Regions from separate parts of the Mus musculus genome. Here all the other regions are linked to region 2. A link is a loop called in an ENCODE intact Hi-C map of the cell type or tissue named here. Cell type or tissue: heart. All regions are shown on one strand. Each heading gives the region's core, and the rest is flanking DNA. Links, peaks and the distances in the headings are about the cores only. Region 1 holds the start of LOC115485644 (a small nucleolar RNA gene). Region 2 has its middle 150 kb from the start of Psd3. Region 3 has its middle 71 kb from the start of Sh2d4a.

Evidence for each region. Peaks named below come from ENCODE experiments on the same cell type or tissue, not always from the same donor. Only the 100,000 strongest peaks of a DNase experiment are listed, where the experiment ranks them.
Region 1: a loop joins it to region 2, with 1.9 times the contacts of the local background. A loop is called at or near these places in 7 of 42 quality-filtered maps.
Region 3: a loop joins it to region 2, with 5 times the contacts of the local background. A loop is called at or near these places in 11 of 42 quality-filtered maps.

Annotation. Positions count from the first base shown.
Region 1 is chr8:68,003,832-68,014,562 of GRCm38, forward strand. Gm15991 (a long non-coding RNA gene) reads left to right here. Exons shown (of 7, transcript XR_003947558.1): 5 at 2,428-6,785; 6 at 7,759-8,223. It overlaps LOC115485644 (a small nucleolar RNA gene), which reads left to right and starts at 6,509; the gene lies at 6,509-6,639. It also overlaps a transcript of Psd3 not described here. In heart, for the core only: a CTCF peak has its summit at 6,554 (motif pointing right); no DNase peak of the experiment used is centred there.
Region 2 is chr8:68,115,357-68,126,087 of GRCm38, forward strand. It overlaps a transcript of Psd3 not described here. Among named protein-coding and RNA genes, the nearest start is that of Psd3, 150 kb to the left of the region's middle. In heart, for the core only: a CTCF peak has its summit at 2,284; DNase peaks (open chromatin) are centred at 4,295 and 6,145; H3K27ac peaks cover 859 bases.
Region 3 is chr8:68,199,699-68,210,429 of GRCm38, forward strand. It overlaps a transcript of Psd3 not described here. Among named protein-coding and RNA genes, the nearest start is that of Sh2d4a, 71 kb to the right of the region's middle. In heart, for the core only: CTCF peaks have their summits at 6,408, 7,600 and 8,396; DNase peaks (open chromatin) are centred at 7,223 and 7,653; H3K4me3 peaks cover 2,000 bases; H3K27ac peaks cover 668 bases.

The DNA.
Region 1 (10,731 bases), core at 1,845-9,844, 110 kb before region 2:
GTATGGTTGTACGTAAGTGTCCAGGTTACCTTTCTTTTTCTGAGATAAAATACTTTAATCAAAAGCAACTTGGGGGAGGAAAAGAGTTTTTTTCAGCTCAAACTTCTAGACCATGACCATAGTCGCACACCTTTAATCCCAGCACTCAGGAGGCAGAGATAGGAGGATTTCTGAGTTCAGTTCGAGGCCAGCCTGGTCTACAAAGTAAGTTCCAGGACAGCCAGAGCTATACAGAGAAACCCTGTCTCAAAAAAAAAAAAAAAAAGAGAGAATTCATGGGAGGAGCCAAGGGAAAACCACGTAGAAACACAGCTTCCTGGGCTTATTGACTTGCTATAACTCAGCTAGCTTTCATACTCCCCAGGTCTACCCACTAGAGGTGATACAGCTCAGAATGAGCGGGGCCCTTCACATCAATCATCAGCCAAGATAACCTCTCACAGGTGTAGTCAAAGGTCTATCAAATTAGGCAATTTTATTATTATCCTTATGATTACCATCATCAATATCACATACAGGTATTTGCCTGCATACGTGTGTGTGTGTGTGTGTGTGTGTGTGTGTGCCCCATTTGCATGCCCCGTGCCCCTCAGAGGCCAGAGGGGGCATTATCCCCTAGAGCTGGAGTTACATATGGTTGTGATCCACTGTGTGGGTGCTGGGAGCTGAAGCTAAGTTCTCTGGAAGAACACCCACTGCTCTTAACCTTTAAGCCATCTCTCCAGCCCCAACCAAAAAGGTCCTCAATTGAGCTTCCCCTTTCTTCCCAAGTGACTCTTGGTTGTTTTAAGTTGGTAATACAAACTACCCAGCCCAGTGAGTATACACAGTCATAATTTAAAGTATACTTCTCCATATATCATGATCAAAACTGTTTAAAATACACTGATACAAGGGAGTTCTCAACATTCAGCACAAATTAAAATAGTCCATAGCACTTATTAAAACAAATGTTTCTTGTAATGCACACAAGAGCTTCAAATTCAGTTAGTGCAGGGCCTGAAAATGTGCACTTCCTCCCAATATTCCAGGTGACGCTGGTGGTCCGGCATCACACGGCCGGCAGCACAGCTCCTGATAGGTCTGCTCTTCATATGTTATTGTATGTAAGAATCAACTGGCAGTCGTCCTGTTGTGTTTGCAGGTCTGATCTGATATTGAGCGGACCACAGTTTGAGTGCCTAGACTCGCAGGCTCTGAAGCTGAGAGTGAAGCAGCATACTCAAAGCATACTCAGACTCTCACACAAGAAAAAAAAAAATTTTATGGGCTGCTCTATCTAGAAATAACAGCGATGAAAGTGTCTCAATTTAACAAAGCACTCCATATTTTGGCAGTTATGGGGACACCTTCATCCAGGCTGAAGTCAAGGCATTAATATCCATCCGCTTTGCTAAGTGAAATAAAACGCACTCTCCTGCCTTCCATTATCCTGAGACTGTGAGCTCTGCTGATTCTGCTCTCCCCATGCTAATGCTTTGAAATCTTCACCTAGCTCTACAATAATTGTAGACCTCTGAACGACTGTATTTGAGATAATCAGCTTGATTAAAGACATGCATGATTCAGTAACACGCTTTTCAATCTGTATTACTCCTTGAATAAAACTTACTCCTTTTGATTTATCACAATCACTTAGGAGCACAAATCTCTTCGATAAGCATACAGAATAGGGGCTAGGATAAGCTCAGCAGTTAGCGTGCATGTTTCGCATACATGAGGGCCTAGGTTCAAAGCCTGACCCCGAAAATGTAATTTAAAAGGCAGTAAAGGACTTATAACTTGATTTGGGTGATCAGGACTAAAATCCAGTTTTGCTACTCTTCAATTAACATAAATGTCTGGACTTCCGATCCCCTGCTATATAAAAGCGCTAAAGAATCTGGATAGCGGACTTGTTGACACAACCCTGATCTTGGCACTCAGGAGGGCTAAGAAGTAGGTAAGCCAGTATTACAATGTACATCTCTAATTTGAAATCTGAAACTTTTAGGAACTAAGAAGACACACAAATTCTACCTCATGTCACAGAACATAGTTGAAATGAAGGCACAATAAAAACATCATATAAAATTTCTGTCTGGCTACAAAATAGGGGAGGGGAAAGAAAACAAAGTAGAAAACTTCATAAGTAAAAGTCACTTTCAGTGAAGTGGGCAGAAAACGACTGGGGCCACAGGAGTGGTGGAGGGGAAGGAGAATGGGCCTAAAGCAGCACCATGCACTGTATTGTTCTAATTATCTCAACTTCAATATGATTTGAGAGTCAGTTGAGTATTCCAGAGCTCTTTGGGCCAGAAGAGATTAAAAGCTAAATTGAAAATAATAAAAATAATATTTCACAACTCCCTTTAAGCCAACACTTAATTCCAACATTCACGTCCACGTTCAATCCTGTTTAATCCCTTCTGTTCCCTTTATCTGCAGAAGCTGAGTCCACTGCAACAGGGTACTGTGTGCAACAGGGTACTGTGTGCAACAGGGTACTGTGTGCACTTACCAACAATTGCCGTCAGAGAGCTGAAGATTGGAGCTGATGCTGCAGACACTTGGTTAGGTGTTCTTGGATGAACTGTATTCTGAACAACCCATGTTGAAGCCCTGACTTCAACCACAACTGTATTTGGAGGTCATTACAATGAGATCAGCAGATTAGGTCTTAAACTAAGGTAGCTGGTGACTTTCTAAGAAAACAATATGAGAGACACAGAGAGATAGCCAAAACAAAGACCACGTGAAGACAAAGGGAGAAGGTGCCATCTGAAGCCATGGGAAGGGACCTCAGCAGTATCAACTCAATAGTCATGGACTGCTGATTTTTAAACACAGGAGACAGTTTAGTTCTACTGCATAAGCCACTCAGTCTGTGGTATGTTAAGAGCCTAGCAAATACATCAGGGAAACCTGGAGTAAGCAAAGGCAAAAGAGACGTTGTCTAGAGTAGACAAATGGTAAGTCAAGGTTCCCTCTCGGGGTTCTTAAAATCATTACCAGAAGAACCTAAGAATGGACTCAAATAGAAGCTCAAAGACAATGTTACTAGAGTTTGCCAGAAAACCCCCAGGGCAGCCCAGCTATAAACTGCAGAGGCAGCCCAGAGGAGGAGAGGGGAGGGTGGGGGGAGCATTCCATTTAAGCTAGCACAGAGGTCAAGAAGCAAGCAAGGTGGGGAAGGAGAATTTAGAGAAAGAATAAGGAAGCTCAAAATGCTGGGGAGAGTCCAACGGGTTACAGAAAGCATGTTTGAAACAGATAAAGAGGGAAAGGGGAAATCAGGTTTTCCTGGATACTTTCTATGTGGCTAGATTTACTGTTCTGGAGGAAGAAAAATTGGAAAAAGAAATGGTCAAATTGTTCCACCTATCTCTTTAGCATGCCTTAAGCTGACCTCTCTTTCCTGGGAATGGTCCCTGGGCCAAATAAATAAATAAATACATACATACATACATACATACATACATACAAACAAACAAACAAACAAAATGGCCAGACGTGAACTGAAACGTTGGTCTACACCCAGGCCAGAGCTTCTGCTCTCACTGCAGCACAGTGACAGAACTGTAAGCGCGAGGTGTTCCCGTTCCTAGAATAGCAGTAAGGATGAGGGGCTGTATCCTTATAGGACTCCGCAGACAGCAACGTTTATATATAAAATTATAAACATGTAATTATGAAAAGGGCCATGATACTTTTTAAGCAAATAATCTAAGAGTTAGGGTTAGGGTTAGAGAAATCAAAAGTTTGGAGAAGCAAAGAACAAATTCAATCCGTACTCAGACCAGAGGAAGGGGAGTGGGAGTCATGTGTTTAAACTCATAAAGAGGAGTGCAGGCGTCATTAAATTAAGTTGCAGGACTCTCCTCTATGATTCAAGTGGGCCTTAAATGCAATGACAAGTGTCCTGGGGAAGCAAGAGAGACACCAGACAGAAACTTTGTGACAAAAAAAAAAAAAAAACCACCAAGAGGGGCTCACAGAAAAGATGGTAATGTTCCTGGCTTTGCAGTGAAGGAAGGGATCCAGAGCAGAGCAGGGCATCTGCAGTGCAAGGAAACATTATCTCCTGGAGTCTCCAGAGAAGCAAACTCTGGTGCTTGGGAAGAAGGGGATAACCACTCCCTACAACTAACTCTTCCCTTTTCCCTCAGTAGGCTAACTGCATCTTCCCAAAGTCAGTAAGGACATCGAGCTGGGACAGGAAGCCTCTCAAGAGAAGCTAAAAGCATCCAGGAGAACAGTAGAGGAAGTGAGAGGCTAAATCCTTCACTTCTGAGACTGAAGAGATGAACATCAAAAGAAAGGGCTAATGCAGGAAAGGGGCCACAGGGTCGGAAGAGGTGCAAAGAGCGGTAACCCTGCCTCTCAGCTAGCCCTTTTGCCGGCTTGGCTGCCAGTCTCTTTAACAGTGTGAGCAAAAGAGACAAACCTGAATCCATGCCCTTTTGAAAAGCCCTGGAGGTCCATTCTCATTTTCCTACCAGCTGCTGTCTACTGACTATGCCAACTTCCTGAAAGCAGCTCCCCTGGGCCAAGGGCAAATGGACACTCTGCTGCTCCCTGAGGGAGGTGGAAATCAGAGCCTGTGCACCAATGGGGAGAGGAGGCAGAAGCTCCAAACACAGCCCAGCCACACCACCTTTTATCAACAAGCATGGAAAGCTGTAGAAATCATATGAAAATAAGCCTGTCACAGACCCAAACACACCTTCCACTGACCACCTTAGCTTAGACCTGCTTCAATTGCCTTGCAAGAGTGAAGATTATATTCCCTCTGCAAGGAACTGAACCTACCTTGGATACAATTCTAACCTGTAAGACAGTAGAAGCTTGCTTTATTTATTTATTCATTTCTTTATTTACTATTCAATCCTTTACTCATTTACCTGTTTATTGAGAGTGTGGTATAAAATGTTAGGAAGATAAGATGCTAAGCATTCGTCTAAAACAGCTTTCTATAAAACAAAGTCAAGATACCAGAATCAAGTTTTCCTCACAGCTTGCTCTGTTAAAATGGCAAGTGTCTAGCTCACTAGCTGGGGAGCTTCAAAGAAAGGCTTTAAAAGAAAATTAACAACCAAATACTATTAGCTCACAATATCCCCTCCTCCGCCTTTCCCACCATTTCACAATTAGTAATGATTGATGGGTGGGCCTTGGCCAGCAAATGAGCAGGCCCAGTGAGTCAAGTCTCTACTTCACCTATCTGTCTTTACCTGCCCAAACTTACCTTTTTTTTTTTTTTTTTTTTTTTTTTGGCTGCCTCAAGCTCTGGGTCTATGTACTGATACATTAAAATTCACAAATAAAGCAAACGAAATTAAGGTTCACATTTTAGAAAATCAAAACAAATACTCTTAAAATTTTGAACCTGCTTGCTAGACTCCTGGTTGGCAAGGAGAACTCTAGAGCCATCCATCCACACCACATGCAGTGGATGCTCCTGACCCTATGCTAAGCTACATGAGCAAGGAATGCTGGGACTATCCAACAGCATAATCAGAACCCATGAAAATTCAAGGAGACTCTATGATGTTTATAAATGTTCCTCAGTGTATTATTTAATAAACAGGAAGTGGCAAGGCACTGAAAACAAGCAATACGCACAGAATGTTGTAAGAAACTCCCCCCAAAACAGCATCTATATGGTTGAGGCAAAGAGGGACACCAAAAAGAACACTAGGTCCGAAAAACAGAAATGAACACAAAAATGATACCAAGACTCAGGTAAACATTCATTATTCGTGGCCTAGATGAATTGCTTATCAAAATTTTATTTTAAAAATATATAGATAGCAAAATCTATTATGTGGGTACTTCTGTTAAATACTAAAAGTTACATTAGTAGTTCACTAATAAAATCATTTCTTCAAACTGCCCTGGTAAGGTTTTATTATTTTAGTTTGCTATTACTGTAATAAACACCATGACCAAAAGTAACTTATTTCCTCTTACAGCTTGTAATTCATCATGAAGGGAACTGGCAAGGTCTCATGGCCAGAATCTAGAAGCAGGACCTGGGGCTTGGATCACGGAGGAACACTGCGTAGCAGCTTGCTCCCCGTAGGTTGCTTAGATTGCTTTTTTAAACAACTAAAGGGGTGAAAGGGCTTTGAGACAGTAACTTTACCTACAGCACCAAGCAGCTCCCTCCAACTGTATGGCTTTAGCTGTACAAAGACACAAACTACCACTCGTAGTAAATGCTCACATACAAGTCATTTATTGTAAGCCACAAGGGTTAAACTTCTAAGAAACAAAATGCTTGTTAAGAGTAAATACTTTCTGAATTTTGTTTTCTGAATTTTAATAATTTCGTTGCTTGTTCTTTGAGAATTTTAGTTAATGTATTTTATTAAAGACATGCACACACACCCAGTCCTCCAACTCTTCCCATAATCACTTTCTCCATCTTCCCATCCCTTTCCCATCCATCTTTGCGATTTCTTCCTTAAATTAAAAAACAAAAACAAACAAACAAACAAAAAAACAAACAAACAAAAAAACCAACCCTGCCCCTAGAAGCACTGTACGTGTGGCTGCTGTGTCACCGGTGTGTCAGTAGGTGGCAGAGAGGAGACAGGCTGTGCCTAAGCTCAGTGTTCTGACCTTTGAACAGCTGAATGATGGTAGCCTGACATTCCCTGAAAGTGAGACAACCACCAATGCAGCGCCAGGAAGGCCCAGATGCTCCCAGGACAGGGAGCAAGCTGGAGAGCAAAAGAGCCCCACTGTGGTGGGAGTGAACCAGAGAGCTGGCCGTGGCCCTCACCAGCTACAGCACTCAGGTGAGTGGGACCTGCACCTCACCTGGGCAGCACAGTAGAGCTGACCCTGGGTGTGTAATAAGAATGGAAGGTGTGATGAGTAGTCATGAACATGTAAGAACTGACCCTGCCACTTGTCTGCTGTGCAGGGGCATAGGCAAGGGAGAGATATACCCAGTCCCACCCTTCTCCACCTACAGCAAACAGGATAGCAGGCCCTGAGGTCATTAGAGCAGGAGAGCTGGCCCTACCCCTAACCAGCTGCAGCACTTGAAAGAGCAGACCCTGCACCTTGCTCGGGCATCAGGGTAGAGTTGCCCCTGGTAGCAGGGGCTGCTGCTGAGCCAACCCCCAAGGGCCTGAAAGGGGGAGAGCCAAAGGGCTGTAAAGCCCAGATCAAGGAAATTGGCCCACCACAACATCTTCCCCATCGATGAACTGGTGGAGTGTATAAAGGGACCAGTCCTACAGAACCAAAACTACAGGACCTCCATGACACAGGGTCAACAACAGCCTATCTGAGAGGAGGCCTAGTGAGGTTCCAGCATTAATAGAGTAACAGAAGCCAGAAGCCTCGTACCAGACCAAGGGATCATTGCAGTAACATTTGCAAGCAAAGAAGTAAGGGCAAAAGGTATACTGTGGGACACACTGTGACACACCACACTTCCACAACAAGGTTTTTTCTATGTTGGGGGGGGGCAGTTGCAAGACTGGAAGGTGGGTAACAGAGAGGGGGAGTTGACTCTTTTGTCCTGTTCTCAACACCCCTGCTTTTTTAATTCCCATTCTGATGTCTACTTCTATTAGTTCAATTGTTTTTGGTTTCACATAAAAGTGAGAATGTACAGTATTTATTTTTTCTATGTACACCTGGCTGATTTCACTTCCTCACAAAACTGCAAGTATACACAACTATGATTTGACAATAATTTCCAAAAAAAAAGTGTAATTTTTTTAAGCAGATGATTCTTTCAAGAATCTTCTTTAAAAGTTTCAGATTCCATTTGTCCAGTCACCACTTCAGGAATGCCATGCTGTTCCCTGAGGCTTTAAGAAGTCATCAACTTCACCCTCAGAAACAAAGGAGCCAAGAGTTGAGCTTAAGAAAGCAAAGGCAGAGCAAGGCATCCTGGGGCAGAGCTTCTATGCACTGCTCACGCTAAGTGGGGAGCGTGTGGGCAAATGCACCAGGATGAACCATCTGGGACGTCAACTACACCCAACTACCAGGAGAGTTGCTGGAGAACTAGCAAGCACTGTGACCGAACGCCTGAGGCTACCTCTTAGGCATGCTGAAGTCTGAGTTATACCTATTCATTCTGGAGCTACCAAAGGTTCTAAAAGGCCTAAGAGACAGCAGTGTAGCTGAGGACATAGAGCAAAGTCCGTCCCTTTGAAGCCACATCCACCTCCGCATTACAAGCTACAACCACTAAGAACCTGGACACATGTGTGGGTAAGCTAGCATTTCCTACTTATTCTGAGTATCTTAAAGCCGTTCACTGTTTTTAATCAATGGTTTTACATTTGTATTGTTAGTAATAATAACAGAGATGAAACTGCTCTGGAATCATCCAATGCAAGGGATGTGACAACACTGGAGAAACAACCCTTGCTACCTAAGACAAGTTATCCCCACAGTGAATTGTCAACAGAAGTACATGAGCTAAAGAACAAAATGTAAATGCAAACTGTCAATGCTCTTAGACACAGATAGAATAAATGGCTCATAGCTTTTATAAAGTATACAGCCAACTTCACCCTCACCCCAATCCTGCCATCTTAACTCTGCAGATCTTCTGAGAACAGAGGTTTATTCATTTGACCTGTGCATCGATGGATAGAAAACACACACACACACACTCAATGTGATAAATTATACTTCCCAGGTTTAGACTTTTAAAAGTGTGTCATGTTTTACTGAAGATACTGTGCTACACAGTTTTATATCAACTTGACATAATCTAAAGTCACCTGAGAGGAGGGAACCTCAATCAAGAAAATACCTCCATAAGATCAGGCTGTGAGCAAGCCTGTGGGACATTTTGTTAATTGGTGATTGATGGAAGGGCCCAGCCAGGCCATGGGAAGCAAGGCAGTAAACAGTACCCCTTCATGGCCTCTGCACCAGCTCCTCACTCCAGGTTCCTACCTTGTGTGAGTTCCTGTCCCAACTTTCTTCAATGATGAACAATGATAGGGAAGTGTAAGCCAAATAAACCTCTTCCCTGCCAAGTTGCTTTGGTCATGGTATTTTTATCACAGCAATAACTAAGACAGGTGTGGTTCAACGAACATATTTTTACCAAATCTTCTTGAGATGTATTAAGACTTGCTTGTACATGCTAGAAATAAGGAACCTGACTTATGTCAGAGAAAAATAAAAGCAGAGCTCCAAATAATTCGATTACAAATGAACTTTGGAAATCCATACAAAGTGTAAAAATTTCCTACAAATTGTACTGATAACCATCCATTATAATAAAATATGGCTAAACGAAATTAATAGCTTTGATTAACTTGCGACCAAAGATTCTTGGTATGAATCTGATTACAAATCCTTAATGTGCTTTAAGAGCAAATTAATTAGAACTGTGAGGGGTGTAGCATCACTGGAGTATAATTCTACTGTATGGAAAACAATAACCCAGCCAACATAGTCGCAATCCAGAAGGCAAAGTTTTTTCAGAATGACCAAAGTAGACAATACTTTTTTAAAAAAAATCTAAGATATCATTCATTACCTTATACTTTTCTCAAAAGACCCCCCATGGTGTCTTAGATATGAGAAATTTTTGTTATTTTATAACTATGCATATGTATACATAGACTCTGGCTGAGGCTATGGCTCTGGAGGAGAGGGAAAGGGAGAAAAGAAACTAGAAGGTTAAAATCCTAAAAGTAGATAGAAAGGGCCGAAGATTCAGAGTACAAAGAAAACCTTGATCTATCAGTAATGTGTTGAATTTTCAGTATGCTCGTGTATTAGTTATATAAGTGAACTTTAACCTCTAAGAACAAAACCTCGATAACAGAGTATTGAGAAAGGATACCAACTAAACACTGGATCTTTATACATGCAATCAACCTTATGCAGTCCTTCAATCAAATATAGCTAAAATTTCCTTACTAGTAACTGACCAATATTTGCTCCCTAACCCGGAAGCAAGCAATGTAGGGCATGTATGCATCAACCAATCCACAGTGCATCTGTCCATCCACCCATCCATCCATCCTACCATATCACAAAACCGGTCTGGTCTGGGAAAAAACAGCAAGTGAAACCACTTGTTTTATAGCAATGCTTTTTTTTTTTTTTTTCCATTTTTTATTAGGTATTTCGCTCATTTACATTTGCAATGCTATACCAAAAGTCCCCCATAGCCACCCACCCCCTCTCCCCTACCCACCCACTCCCCTTTTATGGCCCTGGCGTTCCCCTGTACTGGGGCATATAAAGTTTGCGTGTCCAATGGGCCTCTCTTTCCAGTGATGGCCGACTAGGCCATCTTTTGATGCATATGCAGCTAGAGTCAAGAGCTCCCGGGTACTGGTTAGTTCATAATGTTGTTCCACCTATAGGGTTGCAGATCCCTTTAGCTTCTTTGGTACTTTCTCTAGCTCCTTCATTGGGGGCCATGTGATCCATCCAATAGCCGACTGTGAGCATCCACTTCTATGTTTGCTAGGCCCAGGCATACTCTGACAAGAGACAGCTATATCAGGGTCCTTTCAGCATAATCTTGCTAGTGTATGCAATGGTGTCAGCATTTGGAAGCTGATTATGGGATGGATCCCCGGATATGCTAGTGTCTACATGGTCCATCCTTTTATCTCAGCTCCAAACTTTGTCTCTGTAACTCCTTCCAAGGGTGTTTTGTTCCCACTTCTAAGGAGGGGCATAGTGTTCACACTTCAGTCTTCATTTTTCTTGAGTTTCATGTGTTTAGGAAATTGTATCTTA
Region 2 (10,731 bases), core at 1,312-9,311:
TCCATTACAGGTGGTTGTGAGCCACCATGTGGTTGATAGGAATTGAACTCAGGACCTCTGGAAGAACAGTCAGTGCTCTTAACTACTGAGCCATCTCTCTAGCTCCCAAAGATATGATTTCAAAATAATCTTTCTGGAGGTCATAAAATCTGGTGTCCTTAAAATCTAAGAGGATGAGACAAGATATTTGTGCAAATTACATTGTAATTTTGTACTACTCTGAAAGAGATTGGGGACATTCATTAAGCTTGCTACCTACCTATATCTGCCATTTGTGCCTAATGCAGGCAGGAGAGACATCTGATTGTACAAACAAGGGTCATTTCTAACACAGAGAGACTTCTCAATATATATGGATTTTTGGAGATGTGCCCCTAAGGACTACAGCTCTAATACTGGGTTGTCTTAGATCAGTGGAGTTGGAAGGGGAGAAAGCAAACCAGACAGTCTAATCTTCTCACAGAGCAGCCATGGAACTGGGATCCAGAATGAAGGCATTTGCCCTCCCTTTGCTACTCTGAATTATAAAGAAATCTAGAACCCTTAGGTCTCAGATGCCAGTCTGGTTGCTTTTCCCCATGTAACAGGGACACACAGCTATAAGATAGCCCTGGGTATTCTGCCCGTTGCTTCCTGTAGGTAGACTGAAACACTGAGGTTTGTGTAATTACTCTACAGATGATAGCATTCGTACAACCATCCAAAGAACTTTGTGTGAATGTCAAAGGAAGTGAGGAAGAGAGTGTGTTGTCATGGAGATACGAAGGAGGGAAAGTTGAAACCCATTCTGCTATCTCAACCGTTATTTATTCAAGTAATAAATCATGACATCTTTGTCAAAATCAATGTAGCATGAAATGGACTAAAAATAAACCTTGCAATCGAATCAACACTGTCTTCTGCACACCGGAATCTTCTAAAAGGGATGCTCCACTGCACAGTTAGCTCTGTCACTGCTAACATTTCTATATGAGCACTTGTGCGTGCTTTCTCTCTGTTCAAATTCCTTCTTAAAATTCAGCATTAATCACCAAGGTAGATTAAAATAGAGACAGCATAATCTACGGTACCATTTCATGGGTAGAACAGTCTCTAAACTTATGACAGGCCAGAAAAATGAACCAAGCTTGAGGAAGGAAGGAATACTTCTCAGAGAAGGGAAATGACAATTTCCTGGGGCATTAAATAGTCCAAGGCTCAGGGGTCGGTCTTCAAAGTGATTTCATTCTAGCTAAAATCTGGTCAGAAAAAGAAACATCAGTGTAGGATCTGACAGCTGGCAACACAGGCCCTGCCATTCTGTGATGGGAACTGAGGCTCCACACAACTTTTAGCTCCACACTGGAGCCACAGTGTTCCCATAGAAAGGTATGCCCTTTCTGTAGGGAACTTTTATACAATGTAGTTATCTGAGAGGATAATGAATCTTTAGAGACAAATAAGGTGTACTAGATGAAGTGAAATTGTGTTGGTTTTTTATCTCATGAAGCACTTTCTCTTCTCTTTCCAGATTCATGGATTCATAGTTACCACAGAGTTGCAAAGCCCACAGAGAGCCCAGGACATGAGCTAGCTTTATTGACAGAACCAGAGCTTTTAAAATTTAGGTTTTACTCCTTTTCTTAATCTCTTGGATTCCAGCACATATTACCTTTTATCTGATTAAAAACTTTCTACCAAAAATCTAGTGTGCTTTATACACTTGTAGTTGAAACATTGGTTTCATTTCAAGGACTAATGATATAAAAGTACAGAGTTAAAACTATTTCCTGTAGTCTCCTATGACAGGCTCTGACTATTAGAAAATCTCCTGCCTTCTGTTTCTGTCATTGGAATGTGCTGGTTAAACCTCTATTATTCCCATGTCTGTCTTGCTTATCCACATGCTGTTTCCTAAACCATGAACCCTCCTAGAAGCTGGCAAAGAAAACTCAGAAAGCTGATTGGAATTGAGTTCCTATTGTGCGAGAGCAAGGGAGAAAACACAAAGACAAAGACAAAAACAAAAACAAAACAACAAGCCCCAGAGAGTTCTGGTTTTTGAGAAACTTGAACTTAGATGACCTTTTGTGGGGTTTGTAAATGGTATTTGGGGGACAGAATTTTGTACTTACACATAGTCACTGCTATTTTAGAATACGACGTGTAAGATACGAATACTAATTTTTATATACCTGCAAACTCTAGAAATGATTATTGAGTTGTTGGTTTTCCCATACCCTCTTGGGAATAATGTCTGTTATCCTTTGGTGTCTTTAGCCCCAAGCTTGGGTGTAATGTGCACAGTTCCTTGTCCTCCACTAAGGGGCAGTATAACATGGAGTAGAAGGCAAGGTGAGGGCAGGCTCTGGCATAGACTCTGGACTTTTCCTAATTTACTCTTCCAGAATAGCCACGGGCATGTGAAGGAACTCTGCCGGCATCACCATGAGCCACAGTCCCACCTTCTCCTGACCCAGACAGCTGGTGGTGCTGAGTGATGCAATGCTCAGTTAGATTCGATAGTTCTCAGCTCTTCACCCACTCTCCCACCACAGAAATTAGTATGTTGTCAATCAAAGGCTGTAGGACATATCAGGTTACCTTCCACTAGAATATCTCCAGCTGTAGAGGTCAGGAAACAAGGCTAAGGGAAACCTGGACTCTGGGTAGATGACTTGACAGTCCTAAGCTACCAAATCCTAGCTGTGGGCCCTACCAAACTGCTAATCAATCCTCAAAGCATCGTCTCTTATCTAGGATTTGGGAATGCTCTCATAGCAGGGAGAATAGCACATGGAAGCTGTCTAGGTCACAGAGTGAGAGGACTAGAACTAACTTCTTTTTACTAGTTCCCAGTCATCCTACAACTGACGATCCAGGTGACTTGATTAGCTGCACTCATTCCTTATAGTCAGAGGATGCATGCCAACATTCACTCTAGAGCCTGGGGGCTGAAACCTCAAGAGAATCTATTTGGCTGTTTGTACTACTGCAAACTTCTTATTCTTGATATGCAATTTGTTTTCCCTGGGAAAGTTGACACAAGGACCTCAACTCTTCAACATGCACATAGGAATGAGAGGACTTTACTATATGTAATCACCTGAGATGTAATTGTTGTATTCTTCTTTACTACATCAATTATAAGATCCCACTGTGAGTCATCAGGGTCTTACCTTTTGTAGTTGACTGAACAAGAAATTGCTTAAATCAGTTTTTGTACGTTCATAAAGGTAAATTCTCAAACATGAAAATACTAAGCACTTCGCAGAATATTTCATATTGTGGGTGATGAGGGATAACCAGGGTTGGACATAGGAAAAACTATCTTTGTTGATTTAAACAAACAAACAAACAAACAAGCAATACAACAATAACAACTACCACCACCAAACACATAGCCTGAGGCTGGACCACCTGACTAATGACACTTGTAAAGCCTTTAAGGGATTTGTAGATCTGAAGGAATGGATTTCACAATTCCTCTGATAAGCTTTCGTAGTCCCATTCTCTGACTGGACTCTGGAAACACACTGCCTACACTCCATCCCTTCTCTAGTCTTCCTTAATGTCACATTTGTCTTGACTTTCCTCTTCTTCCCCTCAAGACAGATCTACTGTTAGGGCTGTAAGTCAGTGATATGGTACTTGTCCAGCATGGGAAAGACCTTTGGTTCAATGCTTAGTGCCACAAGATTTTAAAAAATGAAGACAGGTACTTGAGAACAGAAATGTCTGTGTATAACAACTACAAAACAAGGGATACTGTTGCTTTCAAGATAGGGGAAACTGAGGCTCTATTCTGATGGTTTTCTTACAGTTAGGACTTAGACTTGAGATATCCATTCCCCCTAGGAATTCCATACATTTAGTTTAGGTAGGTCAAATATCTGGGTGGGGGTGGGGGTCCATTCACTAAGGAATCGAAAATAAGACTTCTACTGCTGGCCCACATTTTTGGGCCAACTTCCAAAGCACTTTTCCCCAGAGAACTGGCCACAGATCCTAAGCTTGGGCCTATGTTCCAAAGACCAGAGGGAAGAAAATCAGCGGTGAACAGAATCAAAGTCCATAGATAACTGCTGTGTGACCCTATATCCAGAGATTGGGCTCGGATGCACAAATGTCCTGTCTGCTAAATCCCTGCAGGAAGAGAGATATAAAAACTTAAATGGAATGTGAGCTATTTCTTAAGGAAGTATGCTCCAGTTGCTTCTGCCCACAGAGAACTTGGACTCATCCTTAATTGTGACTTTGTAGGCTCTCTGACTGAAAGAGCAACGATAAGGCAGGTCGTGTGCAAAAGCAGTCAGGAGACAGGCACAGGATCCAGATGGAGCTGGCCACCTCCCAGCTCTCAGAAGGCTACTGTGAATTTCATGGAACTCTCCTATGGCTTCCCTGACAGTTCCTTTCATGTCCGCCCTCTACAGACAGCACACCTTTCTTCTAGCTCATGCCACTAATCCTCACATAGAGACTCAGTTTTACCCAATCCACACTTTCCAAATGTACAGTATAACAAGACAACCACACCACTGGGAAACGGAAAAAAAACAAAACAAAAACCTTTTAAATTCTGTTCACCCATCTTTCAAGTGATGCACTTGAACTCACTGAAGAGGATGGACATCATGAGATAGCATAATGGGAAGGGTGGTCCAGAGATGCAGGAACTTATACATCACAGCATGGGTATGATCAAGAGGAGAGCCTACAAGGGCCCAAAGGTACCCTGGATACCGCATGGGGCCACCTCTCACTTCCTGATGGAGACACAGACTCGTGTCCAGGACTGATCATCCACCTGGTGCCAGGGACCGAAGGCAGGTGAATGTGGGCTCTAAACGTCATATGTTTAAGGGGATCAGTGTTCCAAGGCTGTGCTTCAGTTCTGAAAAACACCACTCCCCACGGAAGCCCCCTCCCCATTTTCCTCAGCAAGACCTTAAAAACAGGGGTTGCTTTTAGTCTTTTTTTTTTTTGAAAGGAGGGAGAGGATTTCAGCTTAGCCACACCTTAATTCTCATATCTGAAACTAGAAATTCCAACCCCAATTTCTGAGAATGGCTATGAGAATTAGCAGACGTGAGAAAACAGCTAGTATAATGGCTGGCTCCTCTCCCCACCACCATCCCCTGTCTGTGAACCTCCTTGTAGTTCCTTCTGCTCCTGTCTTATAAAGTATGCCCTCCCTTACTCAACCTTCCTAGGCAAAAATCTTGAGAAACTGATATCCATTGTCTGCTTTAGCACAGGATGCTATCAATGGCTGGGAAGAGCCAAAAGAGTACTGTAGCGGATAGGCACCTCCGTTCCTGAGGTACAGGTGACCTACAAGAGTGGCACAGAGTCAGAATTTCCATTCTGTGCCCTGTCTCCAAAATCTAGAGAATCCCAGGTTCTTACCTTGAGAGGCACAGCAGCAGGTGGGGCCAGGCAACTCTGGCTGATCTGAATGGTGGGGCAATATCTGAAGAGCTGTGCCCTTGTTGCCAGCACTGTGGTACCTATGTCTTCTTCACAGTTCTTTGGGAGTACCTCTTGGTTTACAGTCCCTCTCCTCTGGAGTGCCCTTTTGCCCCTGTCAGCTGCATAGGACAGGGTGCTTTGTGGAACTGAGAATTCGATGGCATTCCTGGCTTCTGGGTCCATATCCCACAGGTCCCCGTGGGCAGAAATGACTGGCCGGTGCTTCCAGCCTATGGAAGGACTGCTGTTTCTATCATTCAGTGTAGGAGCTGGGCTAGCAAGCCTACATGGCAGTTGTTGTGGTAGGCCAAGTTTCCTAGAAGCAGGGACCAGGCAACGCCTACTATGTGGGGATCCACAAACCCCACTCCTCTTTACATGCAGATTCTGAGATTTCTCTGTTTCTTCCTTCTTTTCCTTCAGTGAGTAGCAATCGAAAGCAGCTGGTCTCAGTGTTCCAGGGCCTTCCCCGGGCAGGAGACTCGAAGGCGATGGAGCTAAGCCCTGCGTACATCTGAAGTTCCAGGGAGCAGAGAAGAAGCTTGCTCTGGGACTTGGGAAAATGTGTCCCTCCTCCAGGCCCCCTGGGGCTGCTGTTGCGACTGCGGTTGCTGGAGAAGGGGCGGGGAGAGTTTGGGTAGCTTGGGTTGGTGGGGGCTGCAGCTGGATGAAAAGGAAGGAAGTTTTCATCTGCTGTGGCTGAGGCTGCTCGGCCATTTCCTCCAAGGGAGCAGAGCCAGTCCTCGCCAGGGTTTCAGACCTCAGTGTCTCAGCAGCTGCAGGCAGACATGACTCAGCCCCATGGCTTTACCATCAGTCTGTGGAAGGAAACAACACACCTTTAGCACCCAGGGGGACTCTTCAATGGGCTGAGGGCCAGAGAATTGTGTTTGCTGGAGAACTGGACTCTGCTCAGAGTCACAAAAGCAAACATTGGTGGAGAACAGCATACAAGTGACAGATGTGTGTGTGTGTGTGTGTGTGTGTGTGTGTGTGTGTGTGTGAGTGAATCAAGACAGACTTCCACACCTATGTCCAAATGGAATCACTTATTTACCTTTAACTGTTCCTTCTATTGATTAATCCTAAGTTATTTTGACTATTCCTGTGATTTGGAGTATGATCTGAAAGACGGTATGTGGTTTATAAATGAAACTTTCAGCAAACATTGAGATGGACTTTCAGTCTCCTTTGCCTGTATAAGTGAGACAGTTTTGAACAATTGGGACTCTTCATGAAGCTTTGCTTTAAGGGCTACAGTAGCTTCAGGGGACCCATGCTGGTAGGTCTCGTGGCCCAGGCCAAAGTATTAAATATTATAGTTTGATGTATTGCCCCCCCAAATTCAAACGTTGCTGAAATGACTGAGAGGAGGGACTTCTGAGAGGCCATTAGAGTCTGTGTATTCCCCACCCCCAGCCCTGTGCATTTGGATCCTAAAGAGGCTTTTGGGGGAACCCAGATAGCGCTATCAGTGGCCCTTTTAATTTGTGAACTTATTGTAGCAGTGACAAATATGTCTATTCTAAGTTGTATGAGCTGGAATATGGGAAATGCAGAGAAAGAGATGATGGTCAGGAGCTGAAGGGAGGGCTGGCTTGGAAAGCCTATGTAGGAAACCTTCACAAGAATTCATTAAATATCGGAGTGGGGGGCGTCTACTAAAGGAGTGTTGGTCCTGGGTAAGAAGTAGGGGGTAAGAAACAGAGAAATCATGGTTATTATTGTATATAAATAGCATTTTGATTGAAAAGATAAAACTTTGGTGGCAAACGTTTCTCCAACTCTTCCTTCCACTTAAAGAAAACTTTTAATTGTCTCTAAGACTAGCTAATCATTCCTAGTTTACAAGTTTGCTATTGATGTAGGGATTAAATAAATAGTACGAGGTGCACAACCAATTCTCAGTAACTATTAGCTGCTCCTCTTGGAATGTACCTATACATTTGAAGCTTTGAAGAAATTTGTTCATGTAGCAAAATAATTAAAATATAATATATGTCGATATATACATCCTAATACACAAATGAGCACATGTGTATTGTTTTTGCCTATATTAGGTAGCCATTTACATATTTTTATGCTTTCTGTCTGAAAAGACAGGAAAGACTCTAAAACTAGAGGAATTACTGGTGAGAGTCAGCAGTGAATTTGGGGTTAGGAGACATAAGTTTGAGTTTCAGAGTAAACATCTATTAAGTGTGATTCACTTTGAACCTCATTGAACTTATTTATAAAACAGCAAAATAAATGTCTATCCTTCCCACTTGACAGAACTCTTTTACAGATCAGATATGGTAATCTATATAAGAATAATTTGTAAGTACAAAAATAATACATGTATGATGCATATATATATGACTATACATATATATGTATACAGTATATATATTATATATTATATAAAAACTATATATAATATATATATTATATATATAGTCTTTGTGTTGTGATGTGTTGTAATACATAGACACAGACACAGGTGCATACACACACACACACACACACACACACACACACACACACCCCTCTATGTATACACTAGGGTTATTTTTTTAAGACAAGATCTCAAATGGTCTAAGCTTGTACTAGGATGACCTTAGACTCTCAATATTCCTGCTTCCACCTCTCATCTATAATAAATAATATTATTTATACTTGTAAACTAAATAACTCTTTGTGGTTTCTATGAAGTGCTGTGGTTTCATTGCTTTGAAAGGTTTCTAAGCCAGCTTCCTATTTTCCTGCCACCATTTCAGGATTTACACAATGTAGATAGAAGTGCCATAGAACTTAAATGGCACTATGTCTCTTCTAATGGTGATGGTTTCTTTTCTACAATTCTAGAAAATTAATAAGGTTCTAGAATCTTAACTATGATGGAGAGGGAGGATGTGAGTATCGAAGTACACTGTTCCCTCATTTCAACTCATGGTAACTTTCTGAAGTGGGCAGAATGGCCACTGGTGATACAGAGAATGTATGGGAATATGGAGTGATTTGCTTCAAGCCATGTAGTTAGTGAAGACATAAACTGATCCCTCCATCCAGGCCCAGATCGTTGCATCCCTTTCTAACTGGAAGACCTCACGTAGACTGTGTTCAGCCTGTGCTTTCTGTGTCTGATCCCCCAGGTCCTGCTTCTGCTGGCCTGGAAGCCTCATACTCTCTAGGTTTGTTTCCCAAGTGTCTTAGTCAGGGTTTCTATTCCTGCACAAACATCATGACCAAGAAACAAGTTGGGGAGGAAAGGGTTTATTCGGCTTACACTTCCATGCTGCTGTTCATCACCAAAGGAAGTCAGGACTGGAACTCAAACAGGTCAGGGAGCAGGAGCTGATGCAGAGGCCATGGAGGGATGTTCTTTACTGGCTTGCCTCCCCTGGCTTGCTCAGCCTGCTCTCTTATAGAATCCAAGACTACCAGCCCAGAGATGGCACCACCCACAAGGGGCCTTTCCCCCTTGATCACTAATTGAGAAAATGCCTTACAGTTGGATCTCATGGAGGCATTTCCTCAACTGAAGCTCCTTTCTCTGTGATATCTCCAGCTGTGTCAAGTTGACACAAAACTAGCCAGTACACCAAGCATTCCTAGAAACATTGCATTCCATTTCAACTCAAAGGAGTGATATTGTGCCACCCAGTTCATATCAATTTTCTCAGAGGGTAGTGTCCCCTGTTGGTGTTCTTACCTCTATTGGAACCCCCTGGAGTTCCTCAGCTCAATTTGAGTCTGCTTTGCTGAGCTTTTATAACTTGGCAGGATCCAAAAGTGGTAGTATCTGGGAAGCTAGTATCTTGAAAACTCCCCATCATTAAGGATAAAAGAATTATATTTGGAAAGTGATTAGAGAGACAATGCAGAGCTGGTGCTGGGTAAAGGACTGTGAAAAGGTAAAGGAACAGGCAGCAAGAGCATAGGGTGTGGGAACAGAATAAAAGATACAACGTAGGAAGTCAGAAATGCAAGAAGCAGCACTGAGTGCTGCTACTCACACCTTACCAAGAAAGCTTCAGATATCCAGGATATCCAGCTCACGCTCATGACACCCTCCCCCCACCTCTACCAGTGTGTTCACACTCCTTTAGGACTAGAGCTTCCTTCCCCAGTATTAGATACTGTTAGTTTCTTCTAGTGACTTTGATGTTAAAGTGATGCAACTTGATAATGATGGTGACCATAGCTACTGTCTTGGTCTCATTGGTCTTCTATTTAAAAAATGTCATAGATCGGTTACTTATAAATAATTAAAAAGTTAGTTTCAAGGAGAAGTCCAAGATCAGGGTGCTGCCACATTCTTGACAGATGACTTTTCACTTCAGTCTCACGTGATGGAGAGGGTAAGGACTCTCTCTCTCTCTCTCTCTCTCTCTCTCTCTCTCCCTCCTTCACTCTCTCCTTTCTCCCACTAGTGGCACAACTACCTCTCAATGGCCTGCTTCCTCTCTCCATCACCTATGTCCCCAAGAAGGTGGCATGTATTCCATTTTGTATCACAGGGTAACTGCATTGCAGACTGCAGAAGATAAAGCTGCTTTTCCAAAGTGATGCAGAAATTAAGCAGATGCAGATGATGCAGAAATTAAGCAGATGCAGATGAAACAGGCACAGGTCTGTTAGGCTCTAACAGCTGCTCCTTCCATACTGATTCGCTACATGTTAGCACATCTAGGAGCTACTTTATTTGCCATGGATAGAAATAAGAGATTTGGAGAGAGTCTTTTAGGAAAGCAAAAATTTCACACATCCCTTCCTAAGTCTCAGGGGACATCATGTTCTATGACTCCTCAACCTCATGCATATTCTTTCCATATTGGCTGGAGTGGCTTTCCTTTTTTTTTTTTTTTTTTTTTTTTTTGGTCCCTTCTCAAAAGGCAAGTCCAACATGTCATCATAAATGACACTGTGTCTGGTGCCCCCCTTGCTATGATCATTTATGGAAGGACCAGATGGCAACTCTTGGAAAATATTTTAATTAGGAAGTCTTTCATCTCCATTCTGTTTCTATTTCCTTTCCCACCCCTACCCTACCCCATGCACACATTGGCATCTTCTTAGTGAATCTTTGCATTTTAGGTTAATGTGTGCCCACCCTGGCATCTGATCACACAGGGCAATCACATTTGAAGTAAGTGGGAAAATGCTGAGACAGACAGGAACACTGGGCCAAAACGAGATTCAATGCTCTGTTCTGTGTCACGTGCAGATGTCCAGGCTTCACACCCATGTCTTCTGGAATTCTTTAAATGTAGGGGATAACGGGTTTTAGCAACA
Region 3 (10,731 bases), core at 1,698-9,697, 85 kb after region 2:
ATTTTCATTTAATTTAAATAATAATGTTCTCTTACTGCAACTAAGTACATCTGCAAAAGATTTACATGAACTACTTAAAAATTCATCTCTAATATTAAACAGTATTTCAATTTAGCCTTTTTCTATGAAGCACCCTTAATAAGCCGATAAAATTTATCTAAAACCTGGGGCTCAAAGAAGTTTATGTGACCTTAGCTTCTATTATTTGATACATGAATGTCAGAAGAGGTCACTGAATAAGCTGTCCTTGAGTGTAGCCTTTGATCTTAGCTTAGGGAAGACAGAGACAGGAAAATCCTGGGGCTTGCTGGCCAGGGCCATCTTGCCAAATCAGTGAGTTTCAGGTTTAGTGAAAGATCTCAAATAACAAGTTAGAGGGTGATTAAGGAAAATAAGTGTTTTCAACCTCAGTCCTCAACACACACTCACATAGATCCATATGCCAGCAGGAGCATGTATGCTCACACACATTCAATATTGGACTCATTGTTTAGATGATTTTTTTCTTATAAAAATTTGTGGTATATCTTTATCATATCTGATGGTCATTCCTTCTTACTCTTAGTAATTTCTTGCTTTTAACTATTTGGATGTTGCTGGTTTTGTTTCAGTGTTTCCTCAAATGCTGAAAAAGAATAGATTCCTCATACTACCAAATTCCAAAGCCCACGAAGGCACGGTATGTTTTACCAAGCTTAGCTTCCCCACCTCTCTCATCCTGCCCTTTGGAAAGGAGGGGAGATGCTTTGTCCATCATAAGGCAAGTGTGAGAGGAGCCCATCAAAGGACTCAGCAGAGGCTAGACCCTCTGCATCATAGAGCAGCTGAAGAAGAAAAGGATGATGTCGGAACTACATCACCTTCTGTCAATGCTTGAGTACGGATGCAAACTTTTTCCTTGGGTCAGTGAGTGCTCATAAATAAGAGTGGGAAGGATCATTTGCAAAACTTTTACAAATGTTTTCTTGAGCCTGATTCTAGGGTCCCTATTTCATTTGGGCAAAAAGGATGTATAATAGGCCTCAGTCAAAAGTGTGGAGGGGAAAGATGTTGAAGATGACGGCAAAGAAAATCAGCGTCCACTTTAATAGAATCTAGCTGGGGGTACCCAAAGGAGTATTTCTGAAATCATATTAAAGTCCTCGTATTCTCCTGAAGAATCAGCTGTCAGAATCCAACATACCTAGAGAAAACCTATAACAGACTGTAACTAGCATGCCTAGAAAGAATGAGGACATTCTAAACACCTATCTCTTGCTATCTGGACTATTGAAACAAGGCTCTCAGACTTTCTTGGAATTTTTCCCCTGAATTTCATGCTGGGAGAGTAAAAAGGTTGACTGACACCTGAGGCTAGCCAGAGGGAGAACCTGTCTCCAGGAAAGGGATTTCTCAGGATAGCAATGAACTGACCTATCAACCCACCCTGCAGGACACTCTGGAGCCTAGACAACTGTAGGTCAGCGACCAGCTGCTTAATTATGCATTTCTCTTGCCTTCTGTTTAAACTTTGCCCTGATATAATGTAGGACTGTGAAAGGAAGCCTGGTTCCTGGTTGAACTAGGGCTAGAAACCCCAGTGACCCTAAAGGGACGGAAGGCATTTGGTCTTGCTTGTAGGGAACCAGTCTCCTGGCACGATGCTGCAGCCCTCCATAGATTTTTGGCCATCAGTCACGTAAGGGCAACATCCTAAGCCCTTCCACAGGTAGAGGATGTGACCTGTGGTCACATAGACTCAGACAGATCTCCATTTTAATGAAGTACCTAAAGGTATTGGAGGCTTAGCCAATAAATTCTTCTTTCCCAGACACTCCCCCTGCAAAAGTTATTTAACCTCAGGCCCGCCCTGAGAAGTGGGGTATGGTTTTACTCATCCACTTTCCAACATGACAATAAATGTCTTAAAACCATGGACTGTCTCTTTTCATCGGGATCCTCAGTGGGGAGCAATGGAGAAGACTTTTGCCTAAAGAGCTGCCATCTAATCTCCCATAGAAGGCCTCTTTTTTTCTCCCAACCATGGCCACCACCAAGCCCAAACCCAAGCCAGCCCGCCAAAAAGCCAAGGACTCATCCCCGAGGGACAGCTGATGCTCTTGCTTTCCTCCTCGGCTCTGAGCTAAATCTAGCCCATGGGCCCCACTCTGTTCTCAGCTCTACCCGTATACCAGAGGTGCTCCCCAACCCCTGAAGCGGTGTCCAGGGACTTTCCCATAGCCTGACACCTGCCTGGCAACCTCTTGAGGTAATCGCAGTCAGAACTCCTGTGTCCAGCCTCTCCTAGCGACTGAGATCTGTGGTGGAGCAGACACGGAACCACCAACCCTACAATGTAAGGCCTTGAGAGATGGATGGATGGATGGATGGATGGATGGATGGATGGACAGGTGCACAGGCTGTGAGAGTTGGAAGCCGGCTTGTACCTGTCTCTGAATCCTTCTGCCTCCTTTCCCAGTGCACCTATACTTCTTTAAACTTCTTTCTCTGTATTTCACTATTAATTTGGCTCTTTCAATTATCTTACCAGTAATGTGTGGCCACCCCTGGCTTATTATAACTGCTAAGGACACAGATTCTCACTCTGTTAACATTTCAAACTTGGGAATGGACATCTTGAAGCTTTGGTGTTTTCTCTTCTCCTTCTGGTGTGGTGTGGGGTCGTTTGGCAAACAATTGCAGGTTCTAGTGCATCATTTCAGGGAAATCATGGCAGGAATTCAAGCAGCTAGTCATAGCACATCCATTGTCAAGATCAAAGAAAAGATTTATACATTCTTGTTACTAGTTTTCTCCTCTCTTACAGTTTGGGATTCCCCGCCTAGGGGTCAGTGCTGCCCACAATGGACTGGGTCTTACATCAATTAACACGACAATTCCCTACAGACGTGCACACAGGCCAACCTATTCTAGATAATTCCTCATTAAGACTCTTACTAAGTGAGTCCAGGGTGTATCAAGTTGACACTTAAAACTACCAGTGCAACACTGAGTGGGCACCCAGGATCGAGGTAATGGATCCAGAAATTAGGATATATTAAATATTATATACCATATATCATGTATCATCCATGTATCATATATCATATATATCATATATATTAAAAGTTAGAAAGCACAAGAGATAAATTCTGTGTTTCCTAACCATGTCTCTAATTGTTTACCTATGCTGTTGTATTACCTTTCAGTCACCATAACCATGGCTTGTTTATCCAGAGTACAGACAGAATGACAGCAGAATCAGTTCAGTTCATCACAGGGCCTTCTTGTCCACCTGTTTCTGGCTCTCTTGGTGCCTTCTTCACTTCTGGAATGCAATATCCCTCTTGCTTTTATCTTCAGTCGTCCATCACATACCACCCAGTTTTCTTTCCTCTAATGTATTGCTCCTAGATTCTGATTCTCCACTTGTGCCTTCATTTTGCCATCTTAGAGTGACCCCCAGCAAACATCCATTCCTCTCACAGTCAAGATGCTTGTTCACCCAAACTAACCCAATTGCAGTCTTGTTCTTTTCTCCATCTCCACTTCTATAAAGCACCATGAACATTCAGAGATATGTGGGCACATGTCTGAAGGAAACCCTGGCTTCAAAGGCAGCTTTACTGTGAAAGTTTCTCTCTTCTACTTATGCAAGCTCCTTTGCAGAAGTTTTAAATTTCTAGTTTCTAAAATTCACAAAATTTCATGAAATTCTCATGTTTTTTGGGGCCTATTCAAGGATGTACCCTCTAGAACACAAAAGCCTCCCCACACTCCTAGTGTTGCTCTGGCTTTCTTAGGATCCCATCCTGAGAATCTCAGTTCCTTCTTTTGGGGCACAAAGGGTGCCCTCAAGAAGCTGAGGGGGTTCCTTCTCTTCCCCCCATCTCAGGGAAATGAAAACCTCCAGATAGAGAGAGACAAAAATAATATTCCTTGATGGTGCAAGAACACTTCTTAAGAAACTTGAACTATCCCAACCACAGAAGTCTACCAATCAGTCCCTAGCCCTGCCAGCCTTGGTGTGCTCTTGGTTCTCCTGTCTTTTATCCTGTCCTCTTACCCTCCTGTGGTTGAGATAGTAAGCCGGCATTGTGTCTCCATTCTACACAGTGGAATTTCCTAGTATTGCTATCCATTGCATGAATCATATATTTATTCGCCTTAGGACCAGACATGGTATGATGCGAGGTTGCGTTATTTCAAGTTATTTTTCCTGATTATTTATAAACTTACATTATTTTATGAGGTGGCTCATCAGTGACATTTCTTGCTGTTGGCAACTAATCTACATGGAGACTGGATACTTGATATGTCTAGTTAACAAGTTTCTTTTTGGTATTTTATAAACTTCAGCAATTTCACATTTAGATATTTCTCGGTTGGCAGGCTGAGGACAAAGGACATATAAAAGCCAACTTAGTGGGTTTGACTGTAAAGCTACAAGGAATTAAAAATAGGGAAAAGAAAGGTTTCTTTGTGGGTTTTTATTGTTTTTTTGTTTTGCTTTGTTTCTGTTTTTGTTTGCAATTCTGCTTTTGAACTTTAAATTCCCAGCTTAAAATATATATGGTATCTTGGTCTCATATTTCTATCACTTATAATTTTCTTTATAATTGACTTATCAACAACTGAATGCTTTTCAATGATTTTATCTCTTTAACACTGACACCATTATCACATAATGCAAACAAGCAAAAAATTCTTTTCTATCTAATTTATTAGTGTATCTGAATTTCTTGGCAAAAGATAGACATAAGATTTCTAAAAAAGAAATATCCACCAAAGCAGAAGAGATGTTTCAGTCAGTGAAGTGCTTCCTTTAAAAGCTTGTGAACCCCGGGAAGACACCAGTCAACCTGAATGCCTGGGGGCTCTCAGAGACTGAGCCACCAAGCAAAAGAGCATACATCAGCTGGACAGAGGCCCTGGCACATATGTAGCAGATGTGCAGCTCAGTCTTCATGTGCCATCCCCCTAACAACAACTGGAGCACGGGCTGTCCCCAAAGCTGTTGTCTGTCTGTGAAATCCATTCCTCTACCTGCGTTGCCTTGTCTGGCCTCAGTGAGACAGGATGAGCCTAGTCCTTCAGAGACAATTGTGCCTGAGTGTGTGCGTGGGTTACCCAGGAAGGTCCTGCTCTCTCAGAGCAGAAGGGAGAATGGTGGAGGGATTTATGAGGGAGAGACCAGGAGGAGGCAGTGATTAGGATGTGAAATGCATAAATAAATTCATGAAAAAAAAAAAAAAAAGCTTACAGACCTGAGTTTGACCCCAGATCCCATATTTAAAAGCCAAGTGTGGTGGCATACACTAGTAGTTCTACCCTAGTAGATAAGAACAAGGCAGGCAGATACTGGGGCTTGATGACAAGGCTACCTATTATTCAAGTTTCTGTCTCAAAAAATAAGATGGACAGCTCCTGAGAACTGACACCTGAGGTTGTCTTCTACATGAGATTGTACATGTACTTCCCCCGCCGCAAACACATGTGAATACATACACAATGCCATCCTTCACACATATGCCCATAAAAAGTCTAGGTACCCAGAGTCAACATCTAAGAATATATTGAAAGAACGGCATAGTTTGCAATCATTAACCTTCTTAATCTTGTCAGGCCACTGAAACTTTGACTTCCATGGCAGGGTAGAATGAGGATGGTAAAGTCAAGAATATTTTTTTATGATCCTTTGAAGGAAAACGTTTGCCAAAACAGTCTAGTTAAAAAGTCCCCAAGCTCCTCTGTCACCGTGTGAGAACTCTTGGCTTTACAAAATCCTGGATATGGAAAAGATAGAACTTCTCAGGACTCAAACAACCCCCACCCACGGAGGGAGAGTGGCACTCTGCAGCAGTGACTTACCAGGCTCAGTCTGCCAGCTCCTTGGAGAAGTTCCTCTTTGGGATTCAGGCTGTGCCTGGAATTTAAAATGCAGAATGCGTGAATGGCTGTTTATCTCAGCAGACTTCACAACAGAGCGAAAGCCCGGTCTCTTCTCTCCTCAAAAATCTTCAGATTATTTTCTTCGCCATCCTCCTCTTCTGCACACCAAGTCGTGAATGAGAAACACATGGTCTTGGCTCCCTTGTCAAGCAAATAGTGTGAAATGTACACGCAGTCAAGCAAGTTAGGAATCCCCAACTGCAAAGGGACTCAGGACCTCTTTCTTCCTTCTTTCACATAGATAGAACCGACTTGGTTAGCTCTCTGATTATATAAATTTATGAATGAAGTAAGATTTTTTTAAAACCAGAAGTACTAAATGCAGAAAGAGATACCTCTGAAGAGAGAGCGATAGAGAAAGAGGAGTCCAAATCTAGCCAGAGGGTAACTGGACCTTTTGGCTCGCACAGCTACGACCCAAAGCACACTCCAGGAAGTGCACGGGTTAGCTAAAGTTAGACAAACAGTGGCCTCTTACGGAGCTCCCGATGTCACTCTGATTACAGTAGGTTTAGTTAAACTGCAGTGCCAGAGAGCTGCAGTAGAAAAACCCATTTTACATTTACTTCATTTCTATAAAGCAGATCAAATATCCTGCCCAGGACTTGTTTCCCTTCACTTCTTTGACATTTTGAAGATGCAAACATAGTATATATAAGGTTCAACTATTAAAAGGTTACAATCAGCATGAGGCTTTGTTTTCCAAACCCTGCTTGCTTCCTGTGTGGAGAGATAAGCAGGCAATCTTACTGTGTTTGTGTTCACAGCCCCCAATGGGGATAAAAATCTCGTAACTGGGAAACTCCTCCACCTCTACATGAGCAGTTTTGCTTATTCGGAACCTGACAGATCCTGCAGGAATCAGGAACATTAGCTGGCAAAGAGTTTGGGCTCTTCCACTCACAGCTGTGTTCATAATTTCCTTTCAAATGTGAACATGGCCAAGGAAATGGGGAACAAACCTGCATACGAAAACTTCAACAAGCAGACCCGAAAGAAAAACGAAGGGCCACACCACAACTCTTTCTAAACTTTACTTCAGGACTTTTCCTGGAGGTGTGCTACATTTGGAAGGAGCATCCTCAAAACAAGGAGCAGGGCTAATGCAGACAGGGAGAAGAAAAGAAACATTTGGAGAAAAATTCTCGACTTGGAGGAGCTTGAAAATAAGTGAAATAAAAGCCACATCAAGAGGAAGGCTCCCCTTGTCCTTGTCGGGCGTGCTCATCCGTCAGAGATAGTTGCCATGGTTTTCACTTCAGGCTGGATAGTGCAAGGTCATGCGAGGTAGCGCACTTAACGGAAGTCTTGAGGTCCAGTGGTAGTTTTACAGCTCAGCAGTCCCTCAGATGAGTGGTGGCTTTGCGCTGTTAGCGGCTCACCAAACAGGAAGGAAACAGGGGTCCTCATGAATGAGCATCAATAATCAAAGATGTGCATGATTTTGCCTTTCAATTATTTTCCCAAAGGCTCATGTGTGAGCTCGTTTCTTAGAAATATTTTCTGTTAAATATGAATTGACGACATTAACTCCACAGAGATTTTGTGGTGCCCCTGGATGGATGATTTTGGTTTTATTCGGTAATGCACATGCATTAGAGTGTTTGCTGTCCTGACGGCAAGGACAGGAATTCTAGCAGAGCTCTTCCGGAGGTTAGCGGAGCCCCCTCAAGTATTTTGTGAGGTATTGTTTGCATCTGGGACATAGCTGTGTTCTTATCTGCTTCCGGAGTTGATTCTCTATTTATCTGAGCTGTAAACAGCTCCCAGAGGTCAGCCTGCCTCTGAAGAGAATGCTGGTCCCTGGCTAGTCAAAGCTACATCTCTGCTATGTTACGCTGAATTCCCCTTTCTTAGCTGTATCCTCCATCTGCTATAGAGGTCACCTCTCTTTCTCTGCCATTTCTCAGAATCCATCCATTCAACTCCAGCTTTTGAAGGCCAGTGGGAAATGAATTTATGCTCTCTACTCATTATGTGCTGTTTGCTTTGAAACCTAACAAATCTAAAGACGTTGAGTACTGTTTTCCCTAAATATTTTATCACCATAAAAGCTAAATAAAGGCTCATTATGGAAAGTTTGTATTTCATAATTTCAGACATGTATAATATAATATAAATGAGTCACAGAAGCACCCAAATCATCTGCTCTAACCAGCCTTTTGCTTTATCCACACGTTTATTGTGCATATTTACATTTATTAGTTCTTTAAGAACTTTATACATTGTATTTTGATCATATTCACCTCTTTTAAGCTCCTTCAACATCCATTGTACTTCCTGCCCTCCCAACTTCATGTCATTTAAAAAAACAAAACAATACACGGAGCTCAGTTTGTACTGTCCACAAACTCTTGCATGTGCAGCTTACCACTGAGCATAGTAGACTTCCCAGAGGCCACAACATTAAGAGGAACCAATTCTCCCCTTCCTCTAGCTACCAGTGCCTCTGCTGGTGGTGGGTGGGATTTATGCCCACCCCTTCCATGATATGTAGATAGTTTCGTATCTGTTTTCTTCTTGCCACCCACCATTATACTATTATCATTTACACCCTCATAGTCATCTAATACAGTCTTTTTTAAAAATATTTTTTATTATTATGCATTTTCCTCAATTACATTTAGAAGGCTATCCTAAAAGTCCCCCATACCCTCACCCCCATTTCCCTACCCACCCATTCCCATTTTTTTGGCCCTGGCATTCCCCTGTACTGGAGCATATAACGTTTGTGTGTCCAATGGGCCTCTCTTTCCAGTGATGGCCGACTAGGCCATCTTTTGATACATATGCAGCTAGAGTCAAGAGCTCCTGGGTACTGGTTAGTTTATAATGTTGTTGGTAACAAAAGAACTCAAATGATATGTACTCACTGATAAGTGGATATTAGCCCAGAAACTTAGTATACCTGAGATATAAGATACAATTTGCAAAACACATGAAACTGAAGAAGAACGAAGACCAAAGTGTGGACACTTTGCTCCTTCTTAGAATTGGAAACAATCACCCATGGAAGGAGTTACGGAGACAAAGTTTGGAGCTGAGACAAAAGGATGGACCATCTAGAGACTGCCATATCCAGAGATCCATCCCATAATTAGCCTCCAAACGATGACACCATTGCATACACTAGCAAGATTTTGCTGCAAGGACCCTGATATAGCTGTCTCCTGTGAGACTAGGCCAGGGCCTAGCAAACACATAAGTAGATGCTCACAGTCAGCTATTGGATGGATCACAGGGCCCCCAATGGAGGAGCTAGAGAAAGTACCCAAGGAGCTAAAGAGATCGTCTAATACAGTCTTAATTGCATCACAATACTCCTGATTTAACCCTTCCCCCATTGCACAGCGTTTAGATATTTTCCAATTTTTTTTTTGAAATTGTAAATAATGTTGTTGAAAGCATCATCTTTCATGCCATTCTAAAACTGCTTTTCTTCATTAGCTGTGATGGGTTCATGTAGCAGTCTTAGGTGTGAACCAGGTTTCTACGCCCTCTGCATTAGGATTCTCTTGCCTCTATCACATCTGTCTTCCTGAGAGACCCAGAAAGAACACATCGTTTACCTGCTAGTTATAAAGCACGTGAACTTGGTTCATTTCTCCACTTCCTTCAGCCCCTGTACTCACACACTGTCCTGCCCTTTTAACTGTTGTTCTGTAAGGCCATTTACTCCAATTTCCTTCTACCACTCTCCAGATTCTTCCTTGGTGTCACACATGAAAATCACCCAGCTGACCTCGAGGACCTGCTTTGTAGTCTTCTCTGCCCTCCATTCTCAGATCCATCTTTTGTTAGTTTGCTCTCTGTTTCAAAACTCTACGACTCTTCTATGAAACCTTACATGAAATATCACCACACAAAGTGCCACATCTCCTGCTATTTTTTTCTTTGCATCTATGCTGTCTATTTGTCTGCAATCCCATCCCCAGATTCCTGTCTTCCTTTTATTTCCATCTCATTCCAACATGGTTTTTCTTGCTTTATGTTTTAAGCTTTACTTAATCCTTTAGAGCACAGTTCATACCTTATCTACTCTGTGAAACAGAGTGAGTTTCTGTTACATTCAAAGTTGTGCAACTTGAGTTCAATTCTCTTGGCCATTCTTGCTGGGTGATTAGGGGGGAAAGTAAGAAATTCCATCAAGCCTATTTCTGCATATGCAAATAATAATGCCCTGTGTACCCTTGTAAGAACCTAGGAAGAACTGAATATGTGTTACAACATTTTGGCAAGTTTAATGATATACAGATGAAAGAAAATGTTGTCTACTGTATCCATTAGTATCTGTACCTTTGAGTCATTTCAATATCTAGTTTTATACCATATATTGTAGCAGTTAGGATCATTTCTGTTTTCATGATCTTCAAATTATGAATTTGATTTTTGTCTGTCTCATCATATTTGCTCTTGTATTATGTGTGTTAATTTTTCTTGCTCAGCTACGAGATTCTAAGTGCACTATAGTATATTTCCTTATAGTATGCCTATAAACCCCAGAGCTCAATGCCACACATTACCCTAATGACCACCAGTTTAAGCTATATAAATTATAGCCGGCAAGATCTAGGTAGAGTCACATTGGGATTTAAATCTAAAAAAAATATCCTGTGAACCTAGCCTTCTGGGAGGTTCTAGTAATAGAAAAATCTTGCACTTTGGGGAGTTTTTGGAAGTCTAAAATTAAGATTAGCTTGCACTCTGTGTAAGCTATGAAAGCTATATATGAAAGTAGATTCTCCATTTAAATCTTGCCTCTTGGGAATATTCCATAAATTATTATAGCAATTCCCCCTC